2 separate regions of the Homo sapiens genome follow, and region 2 is linked to region 1. A link is an interaction called in ENCODE POLR2A ChIA-PET data of the cell type or tissue named here. Cell type or tissue: endothelial cell of umbilical vein. All regions are shown on one strand. Each heading gives the region's core, and the rest is flanking DNA. Links, peaks and the distances in the headings are about the cores only. Region 1 has its middle 5.6 kb from the start of RNVU1-2A. Region 2 holds the start of LOC100996756 (a long non-coding RNA gene).

The links. ChIA-PET counts read pairs that join two places held together with the same protein. Peaks named below come from ENCODE experiments on the same cell type or tissue, not always from the same donor. Only the 100,000 strongest peaks of a DNase experiment are listed, where the experiment ranks them.
Region 2: POLR2A ChIA-PET joins it to region 1 with 8 read pairs; 6 of 35 experiments call an interaction of 5 or more read pairs at or near these places.

The regions. Positions count from the first base shown.
Region 1 is chr1:144,544,197-144,548,582 of GRCh38, reverse strand. No RefSeq gene overlaps it. Among named protein-coding and RNA genes, the nearest start is that of RNVU1-2A, 5.6 kb to the left of the region's middle. In endothelial cell of umbilical vein, for the core only: no CTCF peak of the experiment used is centred there; DNase peaks (open chromatin) are centred at 1,534, 1,898 and 2,152; H3K4me3 peaks cover 771 bases; H3K27ac peaks cover 1,019 bases.
Region 2 is chr1:146,385,401-146,389,786 of GRCh38, reverse strand. All of the region lies in intron 3 of LOC112268274 (a long non-coding RNA gene), which reads left to right. LOC100996756 (a long non-coding RNA gene) reads right to left here and starts at 3,240. Exons shown (of 2, transcript XR_159169.5): 1 at 2,465-3,240; 2 at 1,698-2,241. In endothelial cell of umbilical vein, for the core only: no CTCF peak of the experiment used is centred there; a DNase peak (open chromatin) is centred at 2,246; H3K4me3 peaks cover 289 bases; H3K27ac peaks cover 719 bases.

The sequences.
Region 1 (4,386 bases), core at 315-4,314:
TTTCTGTAACCTCAGGAAACACTGCTGATGAAAACCAGGCATGGTGGCTCTGGCCTGTAATCCCAGTGACTCGGGGGCTGAGGCAGGAGGATCACTTAAGCCCAGGAGTTGAAGGCTGCAGTGAGCTATGATGGCACCACTGCACTCCAGCCTGGGACACAGAGACAGACGCTGTCTCTGAAAGAAAAAGAAAAAAGAAAGAAAAACATTGCTGATGAAACTGCGGCCTCTTTTGCAGCTCAATAAAAAGCTATTTATTCACTGGCTAAGGTTGTACTAGGTAATCACATCACTTTAGATGATATATTTAGCTGAGCAGGGAGATGTATGTGTGGTGGCAAATACCTTTTGTTGCATATACATAAATGTTTCCCATGCAGTAGAACCTTCTCTAGAAAAAAAATTAGAAAGGAAGCCACTTGGCTACAATAAATCACTAAAGAAGAAATGGTATTTGATGTTTTCCCTGATGTTTTCAGTTGGCTGCCTAATGGAATAGGTTCCCTTACTGTTTCGGGATATAGATTCTCTTTGTGATTATCATTCTTGTGTGCATTATATCTCCACTAGTCAAATTATTAATGTTATGTATTTCTCATTGTTTTCATGGTACTCTGAAGACTAGAGATGATTCAACAAGTGACAGCAACTATAGAATTGGCCGAGATCTCTCTGTCTCCCCCCCCGCCCCCAATTCTGTGATGCCAATTCAGCTTCTGGGCACTGTTAAAAATTCCTTAGTGAGAGGGCTCCTTTCCTCCCCTGCCCCCAGTGTGGGACAGGACTATCTGGGAATGAGCCTTTCTGGCAAGGAGAGATACAGCTTTTGATCAACAATGCTTTCAAGAAAGACTTTTTATCTGGCCGGGCGCGGTGGCTCACGCCTGTAATCCCAGCACTTTGGGAGGCAGAGGCGGGCGGATCATGAGGTCAGGAGATCGAGACCATCCTGGCTAACACAGTGAAACCCCGCCTCTACTAAAAATACAAAAAATTAGCCGGGCGTCGTGGCGGGCGCCTGTAGTCCCAGCTACTCGGGAGGCTGAGGCAGGAGAATGGCGTGAACCCGGGAGGCGGAGCTTGCAGTGAGCCGAGATCCCGCCGACAGAGCGAGACTCCGTCTCAAAAAAAAAAAAAAAAAAAAAAAAGACTTTTTATCTAAAGGGAGAATGAGGAAAGAAGAGAACTTTTATGAGGAGTGTGAGCCTTTCCAAATTCTCAGGCCCAGAGAGGCATTACATTGTGACAGCAACCACATTCTGCTTCCTTTTTGTACAATACTGTATTTGAAAAACAAAAAAACAAACCTACGAGACTCATGAAATTGGACAACATTCTTTATAACACTACTACTGGTAAAACCAGCAAGGATGGCTGGTTTGCAGTCATCTGAGCAGCCTCTCTAGTTTCATAGATATGATTTCTCTCTGATAGTCAAAGGCTTCCAATTTTAAGCAAAATGCTACTTCACAAAGATAAACAGCTTTGAAAGGAAACGGTTTTCTTTGTAATCCTAAATGTTCTAGTCTGCGAATTAAAAGCCACTATTTGAAGACCGGCGCACAGCTTCCAGCTGGCCGCCAGAAGGGTCCTCCGCAGGACACAAGTTAAGTAGTCGCTTCTTTGGGGGATACTAGATGCGGGGTCTGGGCGCACCTCCGGAAAGGACAAGGGCGGGAGGGAGAGGTGGGACAGCAGACGTCACTTCCTCCGTCGGCTCCCCCAGCGGGTTGGTAGGCTGAGTGGCGGAGGGTGGGGCGGAAGAGCAGAAGGAGACTGGGAAAGGCACTGTCGGTGACATCACCGATAGGGCGTTTCTATGTAGATGAGGCAGCGCAGGGGCTGCTGCTTCGCCACGAAGGATTTCCCGCGCTGTAGGAGCAAGTCCAGGACCACTGGCTGGACATGAGAGTCCCAGCTGTGTGTTAGGGCTAGGAGGGCTCGGGGTGGTTGGGGATTGGCTGGAGTGGTGCTGGGGCAAGTGACTGTGCGTTTAAAGGGTGAGGCGTATGGAGCTGTGGCGGGGCGGAGATAGGTGCAATCTTATTTATGTGGCAGGGCAGATATTGTGGTTACTGAAATGGCTTTTAAACCCGACTCAACTATTTCATTTCAAGTGTGCTGTTCTGTCATTTTCTCTAACGTGGGAAGCTCAGCTGCGTAACTTGTAGTAACGAAGCGGAAGTTACAACGAAAAGACAAGTTTTCCTGTGCTTCGCAGGCCCCCCCTCCCCCCCCACCAAGGCCTGCAGTGGATAGAGCCTAGCAGATCCTGGACAATACTATCCTAAAAGCTACATCTCTGACAGTGATTTCCAGCGACTTTGTCAACACGGTCCGCCCCCAGCAAGTATAAGAGGAAAAACAACAAATGTCTTTACTGCCTTGTCTTTCCCCCTTGCCACTTGTCATTATTCAAGTTTTGTAAGTTCCTGATTTCCATTCAGTGCAGCTGCAAGGTTACCAGCTGTGCTTGCGTTGCAAGACCTGTCACAGTTTGATTAACTGCCTTCTTTCTGCTTCTGTAAGCCCTCTTGCCTGCCCCGCGAGTTTCGCACCATCAAATTCCTGCTGCACCATTCAAACTAGCCAACCCCCTTTCAGAAGTGTGTATAAAAGTCAAGCCCCCTGTCTTTCTTCGGGGCTCACGCTAGGCCCGAGTGCACTCAATAAAATCCTTCTGTTCCACCCGTTGGTCTCTTTGTTCTCCTGATTCCCGCAACAGTAGTAGGGGACTGCGTTCGTGCTTTCCCCTGGTCTTTCATGGTATGAATAATAGACAGCATTTGCTTTTTTCATCTATAGTCGCAGGCCCGGTCTCAGTGATTGTATGGTGTGGTCAGCTGTTTTTGTTTTTGTGAGACCTTATTTTCTTGTTTACTGTCCTGGGACAGATGTCTGTAGTCACTTGTTTCCTCAGGAGGCAAATTTCAGTCTCTGTGGGGGAGGTCTCTCATGTTAGCTGTGGTGGTACTTGGCGGGCAGAGCTCAGGGATCTAGGCTTCCCTGCTTTGTAGATTGCTCAGTGGTCCCCAAGGCCTACTGGCTTTTAACACCACTTGAAAACCTTAGTGTTTTTCCATTGTCCCCAGAGTCACCTCTTACAGAGCCTCTTTTTTTTGTTTGTATTTTTCCCTGAGACAGAGTCTCACTGTATCTGGTGGGATCTTGGTTCAAGCGATCCTCCCACCTCAGCCTCTGGAGTAGCACAGGCACGAGCCATCGCAGCCGGCTAATTTCTGTTCTTGTTTTGTTGTTGTTGTTGTTGTTTTGTTTTTTTAAGAGTTGAAGTTTCGCCATGTTGCCCAGGTTGGTCTCCAATTCCTGGACTCAAGTGATCTGCCCTGCCTTGGCCTTCTAAACTGCTGGGATTACACGTATGATCCATCACACCTGGCTAGCCCCTGCTTTTCCCTATAGCATTCATGGGAGTTTGTAGGATTTCTGTGCTGGGGGGAACATGTACTCAGCTCATAGAACCAAGTAGAAATTGTACTTGGAACTGGTGCCATTGGGTTGTAGACATAACACGCTTGCTCTTTGTATGGAAAGGGCTTTGCCAGTGCCCTGGTGCCCCTGCACAGGACATCGAGGCCTGCAGGTCAGAATGGCAGTCTCACCTATGTGTTCGTGTAATACGCAGCAATTCTCCCTGGAATATAAGATGGGAGGTCTTGTGAGGTTCCTACAAGTAAGAAGACACATTTCCCTGAAGTTTGTATTGACGAATTTAAAAACTAATAATAACAGCCCAACCTCCTGGATGGCAAATGTCCTTTACATTGACAGACCGCAACTGCCCTACTTGCCTCAGCTCCTCCGTGCAGATGCAGCCCCTGATTCCCTCCACACAGGTCATTTCCTCTCTGCTTTATCCAAAAGAGGGAGACAGGGGTTCTGCAGGAACCGCTAGGCCTTCAGGCCTTTGCTAGGAGCAAAGTAGGGGGAAATGGTCGCTGGAGCTGGGACCTGGGCACTGGGCCAGGTTGCCCTGCCGGAGGGGAAGTACTCAGGGCTAGAGGGGGCCAAGCACCAAGACCTCAGCATCCTCAACCTCCAAAAGGACTCAGAGAGAGGCAGAAACCGAAACAGGGTTCTTCTTTCAAGGAAGACCCCAGGGCTCTGAACCAAAATCCAGATTTTTCCCCATCTGCAGCTTAATTCCACCTTAGTTGGTGCAACTTCATCCTTCCCCTATGCTCAGGACAAAAAACGGTTCTTCTATAGCCTGGTCATTCTCTGATCCCATACATCCTATTGGTCAGAAAATTATGTTTTTTCTTTGGTTAACTGCAGACTTTGGTCTGCACAATCTTTTTCTTTCTTGGTCTGAAAACCACCCCACAGTCCCATATGTAGCTTTTTTGGATAAACCTAGAAATGGAC
Region 2 (4,386 bases), core at 146-4,145, 1.8 Mb before region 1:
ATTTCTAGGTTTATCCAAAAAAGCTACATATGGGACTGTGGGGTGGTTTTCAGACCAAGAAAGAAAAAGATTGTGCAGACCAAAGTCTGCAGTTAACCAAAGAAAAAACATAATTTTCTGACCAATAGGATGTATGGGATCAGAGAATGACCAGGCTATAGAAGAACCGTTTTTTGTCCTGAGCATAGGGGAAGGATGAAGTTGCACCAACTAAGGTGGAATTAAGCTGCAGATGGGGAAAAATCTGGATTTTGGTTCAGAGCCCTGGGGTCTTCCTTGAAAGAAGAACCCTGTCTCGGTTTCTGCCTCTCTCTGAGTCCTTTTGGAGGTTGAGGATGCTGAGGTCTTGGTGCTTGGCCCCCTCTAGCCCTGAGTACTTCCCCTCCTGCAGGGCAACCTGGCCCAGTGCCCAGGTCCCAGCCCCAGCGACCATTTCCCCCTACTTTGCTCCTAGCAAAGGCCTGAAGGCCTAGCGGTTCCTGCAGAACCGCTGTCTCCCTCTTTTGGATAAAGCAGAGAGGAAATGACCTGTGTGGAGGGAATCAGGGGCTGCATCTGCACGGAGGAGCTGAGGCAAGTAGGGCAGTTGCGGTCTGTCAATGTAAAGGACATTTGCCATCCAGGAGGTTGGGCTGTTATTATTAGTTTTTAAATTCGTCAATACAAACTTCAGGGAAATGTGTCTTCTTACTTGTAGGAACCTCACAAGACCTCCCATCTTATATTCCAGGGAGAATTGCTGCGTATTACACGAACACATAGGTGAGACTGCCATTCTGACCTGCAGGCCTCGATGCCCTGTGCAGGGGCACCAGGGCACTGGCAAAGCCCTTTCCATACAAAGAGCAAGCGTGTTATGTCTACAACCCAATGGCACCAGTTCCAAGTACAATTTCTACTTGGTTCTATGAGCTGAGTACACGTTCCCCCCAGCACAGAAATCCTACAAACTCCCATGAATGCTATAGGGAAAAGCAGGGGCTAGCCAGGTGTGATGGATCATACGTGTAATCCCAGCAGTTTAGAAGGCCAAGGCAGGGCGGATCACTTGAGTCCAGGAATTGGAGACCAACCTGGGCAACATGGCGAAACTTCAACTCTTAAAAAAACAAAACAACAACAACAACAACAACAAAACAAGAACAGAAATTAGCCGGCTGCGATGGCTCGTGCCTGTGCTACTCCAGAGGCTGAGGTGGGAGGATCGCTTGAACCAAGATCCCACCAGATACAGTGAGACTCTGTCTCAGGGAAAAATACAAACAAAAAAAAGAGGCTCTGTAAGAGGTGACTCCGGGGACAATGGAAAAACACTAAGGTTTTCAAGTGGTGTTAAAAGCCAGTAGGCCTTGGGGACCACTGAGCAATCTACAAAGCAGGGAAGCCTAGATCCCTGAGCTCTGCCCACCAAGTACCACCACAGCTAACATGAGAGACCTCCCCCACAGAGACTGAAATTTGCCTCCTGAGGAAACAAGTGACTACAGACATCTGTCCCAGGACAGTAAACAAGAAAATAAGGTCTCACAAAAACAAAAACAGCTGACCACACCATACAATCACTGAGACTGGGCCTGCGACTATAGATGAAAAAAACAAATGCTGTCTATTATTCATACCATGAAAGACCAGGGGAAAGCACGAACGCAGTCCCCTACTACTGTTGCGGGAATCAGGAGAACAAAGAGACCAACGGGTGGAACAGAAGGATTTTATTGAATGCACTCGGGCCTAGCATGAGCCCCGAAGAAAGACAGGGGGCTTGACTTTTATACACACTTCTGAAAGGGGGTTGGCTAGTTTGAATGGTGCAGCAGGAATTTGATGGTGTGAAACTCGCGGGGCAGGCAAGAGGGCTTACAGAAGCAGAAAGAAGGCAGTTAATCAAACTGTGACAGGTCTTGCAACGCAAGCACAGCTGGTAACCTTGCAGCTGCACTGAATGGAAATCAGGAACTTACAAAACTTGAATAATGACAAGTGGCAAGGGGGAAAGACAAGGCAGTAAAGACATTTGTTGTTTTTCCTCTTATACTTGCTGGGGGCGGACCGTGTTGACAAAGTCGCTGGAAATCACTGTCAGAGATGTAGCTTTTAGGATAGTATTGTCCAGGATCTGCTAGGCTCTATCCACTGCAGGCCTTGGTGGGGGGGAGGGGGGCCCTGCCAAGCACAGGAAAACTTGTCTTTTCGTTGTAACTTCTGCTTCGTTACTACAAATTACACAGCTGAGCTTCCCACCTTGGAGAAAATGACAGAACAGCACACTTGAAATGAAATAGTTGAGTCGGGTTTAAAAGGCATTTCAGTAACCATAATATCTGCCCTGCCACATAAATAAGATTGCACCTATCTCCGCCCCGCCACAGCTCCATACGCCTCACCCTTTAAACGCACAGTCACTTGCCCCAGCACCACTCCAGCCAATCCCCAACCACCCCCAGCCCTCCTAGCCCTCACACACAGCTGGGACTCTCAGGTCCGACCAGCGGTCCTGAACCCGCTCCCACGGCACGGGAAATCCTTCGTGGCGAAGCAGCAGCCCCTGCGCTGCCTCATCTACATAGAAACGCCCTATCGGTGATGTCACCGACAGTGCCTTTCCCAGTCTCCTTCTGCTCTTCCGCCCCACCCTCCGCCACTCAGCCTACCAACCCGCTGGGGGAGCCGACGGAGGAAGTGACGTCTGCTGTCCCACCTCTCCCTCCCGCCCTTGTCCTTTCCGGAGGTGCGCCCAGACCCCGCATCTAGTATCCCCCAAAGAAGCGACTACTTAACCTGTGTCCTGCGGAGGACCCTTCTGGCGGCCAGCTGGAAGCTGTGCGCCGGTCTTCAAATAGTGGCTTTTAATTCGCAGACTAGAACGTTTAGGATTACAAAGAAAACCGTTTCCTTTCAAAGCTGTTTATCTTTGTGAAGTAGCATTTTGCTTAAAATTGGAAGCCTTTGACTATCAGAGAGAAATCACATCTATGAAACTAGAGAGGCTGCTCAGATGACTGCAAACCAGCCATCCTTGCTGGTTTTACCAGTAGTAGTGTTATAAAGAATGTTGTCCAATTTCATGAGTCTCGTAGGTTTTTTTTTTTGTTTTTCAAATACAGTATTGTACAAAAAGGAAGCAGAATGTGGTTGCTGTCACAATGTAATGCCTCTCTGGGCCTGAGAATTTGGAAAGGCTCACACTCCTCATAAAAGTTCTCTTCTTTCCTCATTCTCCCTTTAGATAAAAAGTCTTTTTTTTTTTTTTTTTTTGAGACGGAGTCTCGCTCTGTCGGCGGGATCTCGGCTCACTGCAAGCTCCGCCTCCCGGGTTCACGCCATTCTCCTGCCTCAGCCTCCCGAGTAGCTGGGACTACAGGCGCCCGCCACCACGCCCGGCTAATTTTTTGTATTTTTAGTAGAGGCGGGGTTTCACTGTGTTAGCCAGGATGGTCTCGATCTCCTGACCTCATGATCCGCCCGCCTCTGCCTCCCAAAGTGCTGGGATTACAGGCGTGAGCCACCGCGCCCGGCCAGATAAAAAGTCTTTCTTGAAAGCATTGTCGATCAAAAGCTGTATCTCTCCTTGCCAGAAAGGCTCATTCCCAGATAGTCCTGTCCCACACTGGGGGCAGGGGAGGAAAGGAGCCCTCTCACTAAGGAATTTTTAACAGTGCCCAGAAGCTGAATTGGCATCACAGAATTGGGGGCGGGGGGGGGGGGGAGACAGAGAGATCTCGGCCAATTCTATAGTTGCTGTCACTTGTTGAATCATCTCTAGTCTTCAGAGTACCATGAATTTCGTTTCTCAAAAGAAGTAAAACAATGAGAAATACATAACATTAATAATTTGACTAGTGGAGATATAATGCACACAAGAATGATAATCACAAAGAGAATCTATATCCCGAAACAGTAAGGGAACCTATTCCATTAGGCAGCCAACTGAAAACATCAGGGAAAACATCAAATACCATTTCTTCTTTAGTGATTTCTTGTAGCCAAGTGGCTTCTTTTCTAATTTTTTTTTCTAGAGAAGGTTCTACTGCATGGGAAACATTTATGTATATGCAACAAAAGGTATTTGCCACCACACATACATCTCCCTGCTCAGCTAAATATATCATCTAAAGTGATGTGATTACCTAGTACAACCTTAGCCAGTGAATAAATAGCTTTTTATTGAGCTGCAAAAGAGGCCGCAGTTTCGTCAGCAATGTTTTTCTTTCTTTTTTCTTTTTCTTTCAGAGACAGCATCTGTCTCTGTGGCCTAGGCTGGAGTGCAGTGGTGCCATCATAGCTCACTGCAGCCTCCAACTCCTGGGCTTAAGTGATCCTCCTGCCTCAGCCCCCGAGTCACTGGGATTACAGGCCAGAGCCACCATGCCTGGTTTTCATCAGCAG